Regions from separate parts of the Mus musculus genome. Here region 2 is linked to region 1. A link is a loop called in an ENCODE intact Hi-C map of the cell type or tissue named here. Cell type or tissue: left cerebral cortex. All regions are shown on one strand. Links, peaks and the distances in the headings refer to the core of each region. The heading gives the core; the rest is flanking DNA.

Region 1 (8,408 bases), core at 1-8,000:
TTCTGGTGCAGCTAAGTCCTGCCTCTAGAACTCCGTGATGGGGCCTCTGACAGAAGTCCAGATTACAAATACACACAAGGCAAGGGCACCCATTGATTTACAAGCCCTGCAGATCCTCCCTGAACGGCACACTCCACCTCTGGAGATCGCAACATACCTTGAGAAGGAAGGTTTTAGGCTTGGGTCCTCGCTTTTTGGGGCCATAGAGCTCCATCTCCCGTTCCCTAAAGAAAGAAAAGAGAGAGAAGGGGGTGTGTCCTGGCTGCACCGAAGTCAGCGTGTATGGGTTCTAGTGAGTGGCTAGGCTAAGGGTCTGTACCTTTCCTCAAAGGCTGCAAGGAGGCGAGCATCCAGAATATTTTCTTCGGGCTCCCACGTGCTGTACCTAAAGGAAACCAGGAAGAATGGAGCATCAGTCCCTGGAGCAGGAGAGAGAGGACAGAGTGGAGGGCGTGTATGTGTGTGCAACTTTTCCGGCTGCCTTGTGTTGTATTTCAATGTGAAGGGGAAAAGAGGAAGAAAGAACCCTCCTCGATATCAGTGTGGGGTAGCGATTGCATATAACCTACTTACTTCTGCGACCAGCCCTTCCATTTCACGAGATATTCCATGCGTCCCTGCAGATGCAAAAGGGAAAATGCTTGTGTATGTGTGTGCGTGGGGAGAAATGCATGACGAGGACACAAGAAATACACACGAAAATGCATGCACCAAATGAATGCTCCAAACACTACCGCCAAAGGAACCAGTCCACTGCAGCACCCCTGCAGAAACGCTGCACAAAGTGCATGCACCGGCATTCATCCCCCACCCCACCCCCCATCCATGCAATCTGTGCAGGGCTGCAAGTCTAAGGAGAGCGCTGGGGCTGAGCCGCCGCCGCCGCCGCCACGGCCGCGGCCGCTGCTGGGACCTGGGGGAAGGGAGGCTGGGCTGCAGCAAGGGGAGGGAGCCTGGGCCCTGGTGAGGGAGAGTTCGCGTCGCCGCCCGCCTTCCCCTTCACCTACTTTGCGAATGCGCCGCTTCAGGAGGGCTTCGGCCGCGAACACCCGCTCCCCCACCGCCGAGAGCTCCATGTTGACTCGCCGCTTCCCCCCTCAGCCGCTTCCAGGAGCAGAAAAGCAGCAGCCAGCCCTCGACAGCCCATAATACTCTCCCGCTGACGTCAGTTCTCCTCCCTCCCCCGCGCACTCTCCCTCCCTCCACCCCCTCCCAGCGCTTCCTCCCGCCCCACGTGTTGCTAACGACGTTGCTAAAGCCAAGCGTCCTGGGCCCGTTCTGCGGGCGCTGATTGGACTAGCGCCCGGCCACGCCCCTCTCCCCGTCTCCCCTGCGTTGCTACGTGACCCGCGTTCCAATAGCCAGGAGGCGGGGTCTCTGTCCACTCCAGAGACCCAGAGGGAGGGGGAGCGAGCCGTCAGCGGAAGTGACGCCAAGCGGGGCGGGCCCGGCTGCTGTCAGTCTGCACGGCTGGACAGGGGGGCCGCTGCCCTAGGCTCCCGCCCCTGGCCCCCCTGCCTGATTGCCCAGCGTTTCCCCGGGTGCGTGGCTTGCCCCGCCGAGCTATTAGGGCTCCCTGCGTAGGTGCCAGCCAGGCGCTGCCCCTCTGCAGACCCAGGCCCTCCCCACCTGCCCATGCCCTAGCTGGCGCCATCCTGGTCGCCAGCCGCCGTTGATGCACAATGCACAGGTGCTGGGGCGCATCGAGCCGCGCCCGAACCCCCGGACCTACGTCGCTTGCGCCGAACCTACTAATTCCCTGACCCCTCCCTTGCGGCCGCGCACCCTGGGTCTCCATGGCAACGCCCCCTCCTCCCTTCTTCACCAGTCCCATCCAGCTAACAAATCAATGAGCCTGCTCTTGGTCTCCAGTCGCATAGCGCTGCCCGCGTCCACCCTCCGGGTCCTGCGAGCTGGCGTGGGCGCTTCTCCGGGCTCAGAAGCCCAAAGCAGACTGGCACAAGCCAGTGTTTACCGCCTGAATCCATCCTGAAGCGAGACCCTGCAGGAGGGGTCGCGAGCCTCCTCTTCCCACCCTCATTGTCCCCAAGTCTCAGCTGCCCTGCCCCAGCCTCTATTCCTGACCCAGCCTGCAGTTTCCGTCCAATCCACTCCTCAGTCCTGAGAGAAGTCAACCCTGACCACATCTGTCCCGGCCTGGGTGGGTTTAAGGAGCCTATGACCATCGAGGCAGAGCCTAGAGCCTGGCTAGCTCTGGAGGCGCCGCGGCTCTGCTCCAGACCTGGGTGCAGAGCTAGTGCACTTTCTGTCTCGGGCTCTTCTAGACGACGTAAGCGTAAGCGGGGGATTCCCGACAAACATCAGTATGGACTTTGAGGGGTGTGGCGGTATCTAGTGCGGCCTGGAAGAGACACCCCCACCCCCACCCCCGACGCGAAGATGGCAAGTCCCAGGTAGGGGACGAGGGTCGCGCAGAGATGCCTCAGTCCCTTTTACACACCTGAGTACACTCAATGACCTTTTGCTCCTAGGCTCTCTTTCCTCCCCTCGTGGTAACCCCTGTTGAGGCGCGGGGGGGGGGGGGGTTCAACAGCAGCTATCCCCACATTGCCCTTTTACTACCCAAGCTCCAGATCACAGAGCCCGACCTCGGAACACACAATTTATTTAAATCGCGATATCAACTTGGCTGAAAAAAGTTTCCCTTGGCCAAGAAGAGGCTGGGAAAAGGGGAGAGAGAAAAAGAAAAAACGACGAAGCCCGGAAAACAGCGAGCTAAGGAGTCTGTTTCGAAAGGCAGGAAGCCCAGAGCGCAAAGCTGGCCTCGGGTCCAAGGCGCTACACACTGCACGCGCCAGTGCTGGCCTTGGGGCTAGCTCCGAGTTGGGCCCGCTGCGCCGGTACTCCCCAGGCCTCCTCTTGCATCAACAGTCGCAGGTTCCAGTTTTTGGCTTCACTCCTAGACATAGTAAGGTGTGCTCCAGGTGAGGAGTCCTCTCGGTTCTCAACGAACAGCGGATCCAGGATGCCCACATCGCCCCGGCGACCTTCGCCCGCCGCCTTCAAGAGACCGCCGACGGCTGGGTCCTTAATCATAAAAAGTCATTCCTGGTAACAAATAGTTTCGTCGGCCGGTGCCAGCGATACAGCTGTTTCTGTTTAAGCTTAAATACTTTCCAACAGTTTGGGCAGTAAAAATAAAGTCGGTCTCAGCCGCCTATAAGTGTCTGGTTTCCCCGCCCAGAGAAAGCCCACCCTAGCCCTCCGCCCGGGTCGCTCTAGTTGCTCCGCCTGCCCGCGCTTGGAATCTGTTGCCCGCCGCGGGCGTTGGCTGTCGGGCCACCCGGAGCTTAGCGGGGGCCGCGGCTCTGCAAGCCGGCTTCAGGGCCACCTTGAAGCCAGTGGCAGGGAACTGCGTGGAGTGGCTGCTGGTGGTGGTGGTGGTGGGCATCAGCTCTTCCTCTCTTTCTTATCCCTGGGAAGTTTGCCGATCAAGTAAAAGATGGTGGTTTCCCTTCAGCTTGGGTTTTGAGGAGAACTCTGTCCCTAAGTTGTGTGTCTTCATGGACCAGGGGGTTTTGGACGAGGGTCATCAACTGCTGGTTTCAATTTCACCGAAAAAATCCAGCTCTCTTCCACTCCTGCCCCACCATCGTCCTTTCTTTCCTCCCTTCCTTCCTTCCTCCCTTCCTTCCTTCCTTCCTTCCTCCCTTCCTTCTTTCCTTCCTTCCTTTTCTCTTCTTCTGTTCAGTTCCTAAATTTTACTTCTTTGCCCAATTAACTGGAGAAGTTTTACGTAAAGAGAGGCAGTCCCCGCGCTTAGTACTTCTGAAGGAACCGTTAGTTAGTGGTAGTCTCTGCTTTCTAGCTGTATTTTCCTGCCTTTGTGCCTGATGGTAATTCTTCTCTAATAGCTAGCTCAAGACAAGATCAGTGCTTGGGGGCTCTCTGAGTTTCAAAGGCCGGGAGTTCCCGTGGAGCCCATTGCAAAGTTGAAGCTGGATTCAGGAGATTCAGAACGTTCAGAGGTCCAGAACTTGGTTCCTGTCTCAGAAGAGTTTAGTCCTTCAGTAGATCGGCTGGGAGGAGGTGGGATGTTACCTTTGCACATACCCAAAGTGCTACCAAGCTTACAGAAACTAGAACAGTGTTGCAGAGGTGTTAACTCAGACCTCCCAGTGGTCTCTCCCCTGGACAGGTTAGACACATTGAGAGGGGAGTGGACATCTGAGGAATGGGTTTGCAGTCCCACAGGCCCAGAGCTGGGGTCCGGTTAGGTCAGAATGGGAAGATGCCTGTGTGTTCCAGGAGGGGGCACTAGCAACTGCCCTCATTCCAACCAAGTCTGGAGCGGATTTGGGCTGTTCAGCTCTCAGTCCTTGAAACCAATGAAAGGAGGCTTGCCCACAGCCCACCTTTATTTTTGAAACCTCCCCTGCCCACCAGCTCAGTTCTCCACACCTCTTCCACACAAGACCTCCCCCACTTTGAAGTTATATAATCGGCTGTTCCCTTGTGCACCTCCCAAAACTAAACAAAACAAAAGTTTCCAAGAACAAGACCCCAGGCTGTTTGTTCATCCCACTTCTAGCAGCCACGCTGCCAGGTTTGCTTGCGCCGCCTCTGCAGTAAATAAGGTAACTGCTTCCTATTACTTTAGCCCATATGGCTGCAATTTGAGTGTCTTTGGAGACAGTGAGTGTGTAGGGGCGGGGAGGGGTACACGGGTGGGTGGGGGGAGTGAAAGTGGAAATCAAATGCTCTTAGATCACATTTTTATGAAGGAGATTGTCTGCGATTCTCCTAACACCCCCCGCCCCCCCCCCCACACACAAACTACCCGGTTTCTTTGTTTACGGAAATGCAGGCACCCTCTTGCCTGGGGGACACCTGCTACCGCAACCCCCCACCTTTCCCCACACCCCGGGCCGATTCCTGGCCGGTTTAGGTGACCAGGGCATGGGGCTCCCCACTGCTCTTATCTGACAAGAGCTCTTACTTAGAGCAGGGCGCCTGCCTGCCCTCCTTCTGCCCCAGACAGCCGAAGGTGCCTAGACTGTCCGGGAGCCCGACTTTCACGGCATGCCTGAGTCTGAGGCCACTTAGGCCTGGATAGGTCCGCTGCCCATGGACTCAACCTCTTGGGAGAGGAGGAGCCTGAGACTGGCGCAGTCCAGGGAAGATGAGCGCGCCTAGCTGGGTGCTTGGATCCTGGATATCCGGCCAGACCAGCAAGCCCCAGCGCGTCCTCCAGCTTGAGGCTGAGGCCAGGCCTCGGCTAGTTCTTTGGGTACGTTTCAACTGCGCGGCTTGGCGGGCGTCGGACCTGCCCAATCTTGGCCACGCACGCGGGCTGATTTGGAGCTGTTAAGTGAGCGGTTCTGAGGCGTGGCCATGTGTACCATGGCCTCTGCAGGGCCTGTGGCCCGTGGCTAATCTCCTGCCGTCTTGGAGCTGGATCTGCCTGCACCATCCACTCCTGCCTCGCGACTCCACAGCAGGACTGAAAGTCCGCTGAGTGGATTGCCGCCTGCCGCTGGAAAGTGGTAGCGGCGACGCAATACTCTGGACAGAAGTCCGAAGGTCTGGCCTGTGCAGGCTGACTGTAGTATCTAGTTGTTCTCAGAACATTCCCAGCTTTTCCGTTCTACGGCCTCCTCTCACTCCTTCCTAGGGACAAAGAATGGGCAGTAACAGACAAGAAGGGCTGACCACCTGTAGACCGGGACCTCCACACACCAGAAGCCACATAGCATTTGATATCTCCTCTTAGCACACGAGTGCACACACACACACACACACACACACACACACACACACACGCACACACACACACACACACACACACACACACTTCCATGGAAGAAAGCACCGGATTAAGCTCATCTGTACAACAGTTGCTCTGGACAGCCAGGCAAGGTCAACTATCCAGTCCCTAGCTGTAGGTAAAACTGGGGACAAGCAAAGCAGACAGCAAAGGCTCTGCCTGAGAACTCCCAAGTCAGGGTTCCCAGGCCTTTCACAGCAGGGGCTTAAAAACTCTGGGTACATTTCAGTTTTCCTTTGGTCTTATAAGGAAGAATTGAGGGTAAGAAAGGACTTGGGGTTGGGTCCTAGGCTGGTAGCACAAACCCCTTCACAGAGCCCTCAGCAAGAAAGTTGAAAGGTTCTAGGAAGCCATTTGGAGTTGGAAGCTGGATGTGGGTGGAAATCTTCATAGTTACAACTATTGTGGGCTCCGAGACTAGCCCACTCGCTAGCTGTATGCCTGTATGGGCAAGTTATTTGATCTGTTTGAACTTCTAACAGTTAGTTACCTCTGGAGACAGGGCTCTGCTACTGTTCAGTCTGTAATCAAAATTGTGGTCCTCCTGCCTCAGCTTCCCAAATACAGGGATTACAGGTGTGTGTCACTGTTTATAGACTCTCACTAAAGTTTTGTTTCTTGAGATGAGGTCTCCTTTTATAGTCCTCATTGTATGTATGTACTAGGCTGTCCTCGAACTCATAGAGATCCTCCTGCTTCTGTCTCCCAAGTGCTGAGATTAAAGGCCTGCGCCAATACATCATGGTTTTCACTAAGGTTTTAAAAGGAATATTAGCATGCTTGCTGAACAGAGTCCACGGGACGGGTTACAAGCAATGTAAAGGCAGGATTACACTGAAGAGAGCAGGGAAATACAATGAGAAATGTTTATGTTACAACTGTGGCTGTTACTGCTTTTCTAAGGCCAGTGTAGCAGCTAGATGCTAATGAGGGGCACCCACCTTTCCTGGAAATCTGTCTGCGCACCTCTTGGACGTGGTTTAGATTCGCCCGGGCTGGTGGCTAGCCCAGAGAAACTTCTCTCCTCGAGTGCCTGCCCAGCGCGCGCCCAGTGCCTGGTGGCTGGAGCACGCGCACAGCGGCTAAACCAGCACGCATGCGCGACGTGGGGCGGACCCTCTCCCCTCTTCCCCAGCCTTTTCCCGGGAAAGCAGCCTGGCTGGCTGGTGTGGTTGCGAAAGCCGTCCCTGGGACGTCGGAGGCTCTCTTGGCCTAGAAGGGGAGGCGGCTGGGCTGTGAGCCCGAGAGTGAAATGGCTGCACCACCACCCACGTGCTAGGAAGGACGCTTAGACGCGGCACTGCAGGGCCAAGTCCAGGGCAGAACCGTGAAGCGAGGAGGGGGTGGGGCAGTGAGGCGAGGTGACAAAACAGTTCGTGATAAATGGGTGGCCTAGTAGAAATATAGTGCTTAGGAGTCCCATCTAAGATCAGGGATGTATTCGAAGCCGCTTTCTCTGCCTGCGATAAGATAAGGTCTCTTAGGCTGTCCGGGACTGCACAACCCTTTGGCCGCAGCCTATTGCTCTAGGCACCCCAAATGTAAAGTTGCAAAGTCCTGGTATGCGTCACGACCAGTGCGCGCCCTTTATGCCCGGTGACTGTGCCCCTTCGGAAGGTAGGAAAGCACTACCATCCCATGGGAAAAACAGAGTTGGAAGCCTGGAAAGGGGTGGCGGGCGCCGTCAGAGCTTGAGCTCAGTCAAGACTCCTAGCCCTCAGAACCTACTAAAGCTGGAGTTCGGCCAGGGTGACACTTCGGTCGCTAACTACGCTGGACGGTGCAGTTCAAATACCACCCCCATCCACTCTCAGTCCCCACACGAGCTGTGTGTAGTCCCAGAAGCTTCAGAGATGGATGCGGCGGTCTGCAGCTTCAGGTTTTCTCTCTTCCTATCCCGCCCCCAAGCGGAAGGAATTGAAGTGACTTCTCTTACCCCCGCCCCCTGGGCTCCACCACCACCACCACCACCACCACACACAGACACACAGACACACACACACACACACACACACACACACACACACACACACACGCCCCGCTTCCCAGACGTCGGAGACCTCCATCCAGTTAATTCCAGGCAAGTGTCACTGCCTCCAGAAGTGGTTTGCGCAGACAGCCCTAGTCCGGTTTCCTGTTTTAGAAAACCCCGAGGTGCTGGAACACGTCACTCGGAGAAGCACAGGTTCGGTTTTCCCGAGGACGCATGGAGCAGCAACTCCGGGTGTACACTGCTGGCGGCAACCCCCGAGACAGCAGTGCCGGAGTCCACAGGAAAAAAAAAAAAATCCAATGATCCCCCAGAGGGCTTCACAAAACCTCAGCATCCGAAACTCTAGTTAGCGTCCTTGCCTGCACCTGGGAACAGGGTTTCCCTTGGTCGGCCCCAAGCATTGTCCTAAAAGAAGGGGGCACTGGCGGGCGTCGAGGTCTGCGCTCTACTGCTTGGAACATGCCCAGAAGCAAGTTCCGGGGCTGCCAGGACTCGTGGGGCCAGCGATGGCTTCGTCCGCACCTTTCCCGACCGCTCCCAGTGATTCGTTCCTCCGAGAAAGACCCACAAGATCCCACTTGACAAGAGGCCATAGGCAGAGACGCCCCGATGCCTCGCTTCTTCTCT
Region 2 (8,408 bases), core at 370-8,369, 45 kb before region 1:
TTTCCAAACCTGCTTCCAGAGATTCTGGTCCCCACACAGGCAGGGAGGTGAAGACACTGCCCAGTGTCACAGTCGGCAGAACACACCCACAGCATTGTTCTTCTGCAGGCTAGGGTGTGGGCACCAGACACCAAGGCTCAGGCAAGAAGGCTGGAGCAAGATCGATTAGGCAATTTACACTCAAGGGACTTTTTCCCTTAGGAGATGGCCATGCGGTGTCAGCAAAACAACTCTGTAGATAAAAACAAAGAAGCACGGGTCCTGAATTATAGCACCAATCCCTTCTTGAGGCCACTTCATGGAAGCACTGGGCAGCAGAGCGCAGACTCCGCTCAGAGCTAAGTGCTGTGATCCCTGCCCACAGTGTCTTCTTCAAATACCCACGCACTTGCCACTGGGAAAGGAATGCCCCCTTGCACACACAGCCCTCACTGCCTCTGGATGGTCTGACTCACGAAGAACAGGAGGCTGCGGCTCCTCTCTGTCCTGAGGTCTTCGCACTCCAGAGGCAGGCCTGGGAAGGGCCCCTTCACACTCACCCTCACAGGCTCACACTAGAGAACCATGTAATTAAGTTACAAAAAAAAAAAATCACAAGTAAATCTCATGTTTTATGTTTCTGATTCTGGGTTGAGCAGAATTCATCGCTATCCCGAGGTGCCTGCTGCTCACACGGCCACAGGTTGGACGCACCTAGTCTAGAGCCTCTGTAACCATCCCCCAAAACAGCATGCATGCATTTGCCTGTGTCCTCCAGGATCCAGCTGAGAGGCACCACCCCACAGAGGCCGGCTCTTTGAGACCCTCCCAGTTGGCTCTCCTCTGACCTCATCTCTGCTTCATCTTCTTCTCCAGACCTGTCCCCTCCCTGCCCCCTCCCGTCCCCTCCTACCTCCCAGCCAAATCAAGAGGCCTGTTTTTCCAAGAAGTTTTTAGAAGCTGTCTCTTGGCTGCAAGCAAGCTGTTGAACTCTGGACTAGACAAGCATAGCTCCCCCCTACCCCCGCCCCTGCTTACCAAAGCCCTCACCAACACCCTCTCTGCCTCATGATGTCAGCTCACTAGTGGCCGTTATAGAGCTGGCAATGAGACCAGCTGCCCAGCTTTGCCACTCTAAACCAGCTGTCAGCCGGTCCTCAATCCTCTCCCTCCCACCAAGCCCTCCTTGGAAACAGTGCTGTCCCCTGTGGCCACATGGGGACATCTAGAGCCCCGTAGGGCTGAGGCTGGACAGGGCAGGGTACTGGGCAGTGGATGCTCTGTCTTCTGTGAGACTTACTATTCAGAGCATCTGTAGCCTTGGGTTTCTGACGTCTGCCTTTTGGGATAAAAGGCACAAGTCTCATTACAGACACCCATACTTCGAAACAGTTACAGGAGCCACTCTGGGGAGAAGGACCCAGAGGAGTGTGTCATAAATAGCTAAGTCCTTAAGACAGTGGCCAAACACAGCAGAAGTGGTTCCTATTTTCTGGGGGTAGGCCCCTTTGGCTGGCCGGCCGGTCCTGGCTCGAAGGTGGGCTTTGCCCTAAAAGGAAAATGAATGAGGAGGCTCTTTGTAAGCTGACAGGGAGCTAGTGTTGTCAGTGGACCACAGCGCTCAGCAAAACCGTACAAGGTGGGAAGCGCAAACACAGTCAGGGTGACTGGCTCCGGTGCAGGGCTGGGTGGCCAGGGCCTGCAGAGGGAGGCCTATTCATTCCCCATATTGAGAACCTGGCCTCCAGTGGATGAGCCCCCCTGGGCCTGGCTTCCTGTCTGGTGCTGATTCTCTGTTTAATGAATATTGACCATGACCCAGAGAAAGGCAGCATCCTACACTTGCAGTACCTAAGACTGCTCAACGCAGTGTAGACAGGGGATCCTCACCACCCTGCTCCTGAGGGGCTGTGATGGCCAGCCCCATCTCCCATGATGACTCCTCAGATGGCAGACTGCCGGGGAGGTCTGTCCCCTTCTCTGATCTTCTGCTTCTGCTCATGGCTTTAACTTTTGCACCTGAGACCTGGCCCGACCGGATCGACAAAACTCCTTGCCCTGATGCTCGGAACTGGACCAGCCAGAGAATCACTTAGGCTCCTGACCCTATATCAATAGATTGCTAGAGAAGATTAACCCTCACCCACCTCCATTGCCAGCACTCTATCGCTCGAGCACACACACACACACACACACACACACACACACACACACACACACACACACACACTAGCCCTGTCTCTATGGCTGGCTCCAGCCCTGTCACAGGCTTCACTTCAGTCTCTCTGGAAATCTGCCCCACCTGGATGGAGATCAGATAGAGGGGTCACCCCCATTTCTTACTCCAGATGATGGGTGAGCTGAGGGTTTCTTCCTACAGAGCTGAGCTTCCCCTGTGCAGAACAGGGCTGATATATATATGGAATCACCCAAAAAACAGCCAGCTCCTTGCCAACAGTCACTGGCTTCTTGGTCCTGGTCAAGTTTCCCCTGGGCCTTAACTCTGTCATCTGTAAAATCAGGGATTGTGACCCAGGAAGGCAGCCCATGCCTGTAATTCTTAACTCTCAGGAGGCTGAAGCAGGAGGATGGTATGTTTGAAACTGACCTGGTCTGCATAGCAAGAGCCTGCCTCAAACAAACAAGCAAGCAAGCAAGCCTTGTGGTGGCCTTGGTGCTTCAGAGCTGGAGTTCACAAATATGTTTTCTACTAGACAGGATGACAGATGCCAAAACACTGAGAAAGCCCCCACCTCCAAATCTCCTTCAAGCATACTTGTTCGGAAGCAGAAAGTTTCTGACTGGTACTTCCTGACAGGGCAGGGGTCACCGGTGCACCTGGCTGGATGCCACATAGCCACACCCGGATGGTGATGCAACTGTTTCATCCAAGTGACATTGCAACTGTTTCATCTGAGTGACATTCCTGGTTAGGATCACCTTTGACAATCTACTTACACATATTACTGTTGCCTTTTAAAATAAATGTAAGGGAGGCAGGGAGAAGGCTGGGGGGAGGGGGGTGCCTGCTTCCCAAGCCTGAGATCGGATCTCCAGCACCAAAAAAAAAAAAAAAAAAAAAAACCTATGGTGAGTTGAATCTATAACCCAAACACTGACCCTGTCTCAGAAAAAACAAGGTGGAGGATTCGGGAAGATGGCTCACTGAAGAACAATGCTTGCCACCAAGCCCATGAACTGAGTTTAAGTCCCAGACCCCACATAGTGGAAGGGGAATCCACTCCTTGAAAGGAACCTTCTGACCTCCACATGTGCACTGTGGCAACCAGAACACACACACACACACACACACACACACACACACACAGTAAAATGTAACTTAAAAATAAAAGTGGAAGGTTGCCAGGAGTGGTGGAACATGTCATTAATCTCAGCAAATGGGGGTCAGAGGCAGAAAGATCTCTGTGAGTTCAGGGCCAACCTGGCCTACATAGTGAGTTCCAGGACACCCAGGGCTGTACAATGAGTCCTTGGGTCAAAGAGTAAAACTAAGGTAGAAGACATTTGATGTTAACCTCTGGCTTCCGTATGCACATGCACATACAAGCAAGGGCAGGGGCATACACATACGCAATTCATCTTGAGGCAAGGTTTCATTATGTAGCCTTGGCTGTCCTGGAACTCACAGACATCCACCTGCCTCTGCCTCCAATTGCTGGGATTTAAAACGTTTGTTTTAATTATTAATTAGTTATTGCCAGGGTTGGCAATAAATAACTAAGTAGAAAAAAATGGGCGAATTTAAAATACTATTTTGACTAGATCACAGAGCAGGCAGGCTCCTGCCTCCTCATCTGTCATCTGGGAAGCCAGTGCAGAAAGCTCTGCAGGAAGGCACTTAGCTTCCCCAGGGCCAGCATCTGAACGGGTCCCCAAGCTCCCATGGAGATGCTCCGTTACCATGAGCTATCCTGGCTGCCTCAGCATGTCCCCAAAAACTGCATGGGGAGTCTCTCTGCACAAATTTCTGAGTGTCACTGACCCAGCTCAGACTCTGCACAAACTCCAGGGAAACAAAGCCATGTCCCTCATCCCGTACCCACAGGGACGTGGCTAGGCAGAGGTAACGGCATGCCACCCTTTCAGTGGCCTGTCAACCGGAAGCAGCATATGAAACATCCTGGGACCCACTTGGGTGGTCCGTGTGGGGACACAGAAAGCCCCCTTTGTCAAGAGGCCCCGCCCCTTCAGAGTTGGTTCTATGATGCCGGCTGTCGCCAGGAGGTGGCGCTCCTGGGCTCCTCAACGACAGAAAAGCCTTTCCCAGGCAGCTTCTGCAGTGGGCGAGAGCCACCTCAGCTACTGCAGCTCTGATTGCTCAGACTCAGCCTCGGGGATATCGGCAGGGTGCCTCCAAGAGAACGGGGCGGTTTAGAGAAAAGAAGCGGGATGCTGAAGCCCAGACATCATTCCCCTCAGGGAAATCCCCTGCTTTCCCACACTCAGCATCAGTTGGTCTCAGATTTGAGCACACGCACAGCGAACGCGAACGCGGGGCGCACACTGCACGCCTACAGGCACGCGCTGAATCCAAGTGTGGGTAGGCCTAGGGATCTACGTGTCCAGGTACTTCGCATTCTGCCAGCCAGGACCCCACAATCTAGAATAAATGGATGGTGGGTGGAAATTAGTCTCACCCAACTTCCACACTTCGAACCAGATAAAGACAGACATCCTCTGAGTTCGATCCCAGTGGGACCTGGCCAGCCCTCCCTAGAGGTGATGCTGTGATAGAATTGAGTCCTTCCACAAACCAGTAAGCCAGTGGCTTCGAATCGCCCCATCGACCTCCGTTTCTTATTCTGGCGGGGACCCATTAGGAGGATCTGCAGGTTCCTAAGCCGGACCGCCCAGCTTGTGATAACCTCGAGCTATGGCTAATGGACGGGTGCACGACCAGCAAGAGGGACATCAGGTGCCTCCACACACAAGCACAAGCCAGCTGCTCCCCCAACGAACAACGTTAGCTATTAGCACCGGAGCTTGCAAATGACCCCCAGGGATCGTGTCTAGAGCACCCCGTTTACCCCGGTTCCGGGGATGTGGCTCCCCTCCCCCACATTGCCGGTCTGGATGTGCAGCTCCCTTCCCCACGCTTGGCCGCAGCAGCTCTCGGTGGCGCCGGGTTGGAGGAGCATCTGTTGCCAAGGTAACCCGCGGCCTGTTCTGGCGCCTGGGGCTGGACCACTGCGTTCGAGGCGAGCTGAGCTCAGAGCTGGAGCAAGGTTTGGAAGCGGATGCAGTGCAGGAATCCCGCATGCACTTCATGGCTCACCATTGCACACACTAGGCACGGAAATACACGCAAAAAAAAAAAAAAAAAAAAAACCGCGAAAACGCGAGATACTGGCTCCTAGCACTGACGATCTTACAAGTTGGGCATGACACACATGCTGGTCACCACACACTCGCGCGCATATTGAAAGATCTTGATGTCCCAGAATGCACTCTGGAAACATCCCCAGGGTCTGGTGGAGAAAATAGACCTTTATGAATAGGGTTGCACACCTGGGTCTGTGGACGTGCAGTAGTCACAGGCCTTGCTGTCCAATTTGACTGCCCTACCTGCTGTGCTTGAACATGGGAGTCACCTCTGTCACCTGGATTCTCGGCGTTATAGCCTGGCACCCTGATACTGGATTATTAGTGTGGTCACAGCAGTCTTGACTCTCTACCCACCCCCACTGCCCCAAGGAAGCGACCCTGGCATTGGCTTCTCTGTTGTAAGAACAAGAAGCAAGACCCAGGAAAAACGTTCAAAGTGTCCACCTGGACATCTCCCCAACTGCATGTGAATCGTGGTGAAGTAGCTTCCTCGCAACTTACCCCGTAAAACAAACACACTGGACAGCTCTGGCTGAACTCAGGCAGGATTCTCCAAGACAAAAGAACCCCTTAAAAATCCCAGCCAGTCCTCTCCCCAAGAGCTGAGATCAACTTTTAAATTTTATGTATGATAAACCTATGTCAGGTTTTATGTGCGTCTGCATGATCCACCAGCTAATGAAATCATTAATCACTAGGTAGAAAATGGGTTTTTTAGCCACTGAACACTAGAGGTCACAGGAAGTAATGTTTTTTAATTTTAGATTACATACATGTTCTCCTTGTAGGCTTGCGCTTGGGTGATTGGCAAATTACTTTCAATTTTTTTTTTAAAAAAAATCATTTTATTAATGGAGTTCTGTGAAGTCAGATGCAGTGGCTGGAGTACACTCGTCATCACAGAACTTAACACAGGGAGGCAGGAGGACCGGTTCAAGGTCACCCTGCCCTGCCCACACAAAGCGAGTGTAAGGTTGGACTGATAAACTGAGGCAGTCTACAAGACACAAGTAAGTGCTATGGGGAAAATGAGAGAGGCCTGAAGTAGAGGAGAGAAGAAAGAAAGGGTTCGGGATGGGGAACACTAGAGAGAGGCTCAATACTAAAGAGGACTCAGGCTGGGTGCCCAAGTCCCCCACACACAGCAGCTCACAACCATCTGTATCTCCAGCTCCAGGGAACCTGACGCCCTCTTCTGGCCTCCCTAGGCACTGCACACATCTAGTGCACACACATACACATAAAAATAAGTGAGTAAGTCTCAGGCCCATGTGGTCTATAATCCCAGCACTCAGGAGGCAGAGGCAGGATGAGCTCTGAGTTTGAGGCCAGCCTGGTCTGCAGAGTAATTTCCCAGACAGCCAGGGCTACACAGAGAAACCTATCTTAAAAAAACAAACAACAAAAAGAATAAATCTAAAAATATAAAAGGTGCTTGCCCCCGAGCTGGAGGCTGGGGAGTCACAGATAGACATTACAAACTCTTCCACTGACACAATTCAAAGTTGCCCAGAGGAGGGAAGAGGAGGCAAGAGCCTGCAGGAAATAAAGAGCCCTGGCCACGAATCAGAACCGGACATCAAGAGTACTGTGAGTGATCACAGAAGGTAAGAGAGAGAGAAACAGCACAAGAGAGCCATGTGGCCCAATTCACCCTTGCCTATCCCTGATGAGCCGACAGAAACCTTGTCACCCAACCTTCAAATCCTGCAATGGTGGAACCTGAGAGGAAAAGGGCAAAGATCAGCGATGGAATTCTCATCGTAGAGTCCTGGCTCCCAGGAAGCCACAGAGGTCTCACCCATGTGGCCAACAGCTGCACTGATTTCAGTTGGGAACAGCCATGGGGACAGCATTCCACAGCAGACTCTCTCTCTCTCTCTCTTTCTGTGAGAGAGAGAGAGAGAGAGAGAGAGAGAGAGAGAGAGAGAGAGTGTGTGTGTGTGTGTGTGTGTGTGTGTGTGTGTGCTCGAGCAATCTTGGCTAAAATGTACATTTCATGATTTCATGTCTTTTTGCCTTTGGGAAGAGCAAGATCTTTGTGATTGCACAATCACAGAAGCCAGTGTGAGAGTTGTATAACACACCCCAGATTGGGTCACTGGGGAAGAGAATTTATCTCTCAGGATTCTGAAGGACAAGAAGTCCAAAATGAAGATGCCACCAGGGCTGGTGTCTGGTCCTCACCTGCAGACAGACAGACCAAAAAACAAAAACAAACAAACAAACAAACAAACAAACAAACAAAAAGCAAATGGAGAATGCTACCTCAGACTTTTTCCTCATCCCTCCTTGTCCTCATCTATCTTCCTCTTCTTCCCTCATCCCCACCCTCCTCCTCCTCCTTCTCCCTCCTCCTCCTCTTCTTCCCACTCCTCTTCCTCCTCTGAACCATCGGTGTCCCCCTCCTTCTCCTCTCCTCCACTCTTTCTCTTCCTCTTCTCCCTCATCCTCCTCTTCTTCCTCTTCCTCCTCCTTCCTCCCCCCTCCTCCTCCTCCTAGGATATAGTAGATGGAATGGGTTTTTAAGACAGAGCCTCTCAGAGCAGTGGTGGCGCACACCTTTAAACACAGCACTTGAGAGGCAGAGATAAGTGGATTTCTGAGTTGGAGGCCAGCCTGGTCTACAGAGTGAATTCCAGGACAGCCAGGGCTATACAGAGAAACCCTGACTCAAAAAACAAAACAAAACAATACAAAACAAAACAAAACAAAACAAAAAGACAGAGCCTAGTGTAGCCCAGGCAAGAAGAACTCACAATGTAGCCAAGAATAATTTCGAATACTCTGAATTCCTGATGTTCCTGCTCCACCCATCCTGGGTTTTGTGCATCTTTATTATTTTTTTTTCCCTTCCCTTCTCCCTCTTGCTCCGGCCCCACTCGCTCTGGGCCCTCACTTCAGCCCCCTCTCGCTGCGGGGCCTGAGCTCCTGCCCAAAGGTTTTTATTTGTTTCTCATTTCAGGTGGTTGTGAACCACCATGTGGTTGCTAGGAATTGAACTCAGGACCTCTGGAAGGGCAGTCAGTGCTCTTAACTGCTGAGCCATCTCTCCAGCCCCATGCATCTTTATTTTAAAGATA

What was found. Peaks named below come from ENCODE experiments on the same cell type or tissue, not always from the same donor. Only the 100,000 strongest peaks of a DNase experiment are listed, where the experiment ranks them.
Region 2: it touches region 1 in a loop (2.5-fold over the local background); 6 of 42 quality-filtered maps call a loop at or near these places.

What each region holds. Positions count from the first base shown.
Region 1 is chr11:119,039,775-119,048,182 of GRCm38, forward strand. Cbx8 (chromobox 8) reads right to left here and starts at 1,139. Exons shown (of 5, transcript NM_013926.1): 1 at 1,008-1,139; 2 at 574-617; 3 at 320-385; 4 at 158-224. The coding sequence starts at 1,076. In left cerebral cortex, for the core only: CTCF peaks have their summits at 4,271 (motif pointing right), 5,501 and 7,672; DNase peaks (open chromatin) are centred at 676, 1,336, 1,743, 4,266 and 2 more places; H3K4me3 peaks cover 2,055 bases; H3K27ac peaks cover 1,075 bases.
Region 2 is chr11:118,994,565-119,002,972 of GRCm38, forward strand. No RefSeq gene overlaps it. Among named protein-coding and RNA genes, the nearest start is that of Enpp7, 11 kb to the left of the region's middle. In left cerebral cortex, for the core only: CTCF peaks have their summits at 4,213 (motif pointing right) and 6,524 (motif pointing left); DNase peaks (open chromatin) are centred at 4,263 and 5,044; H3K4me3 peaks cover 983 bases; H3K27ac peaks cover 266 bases.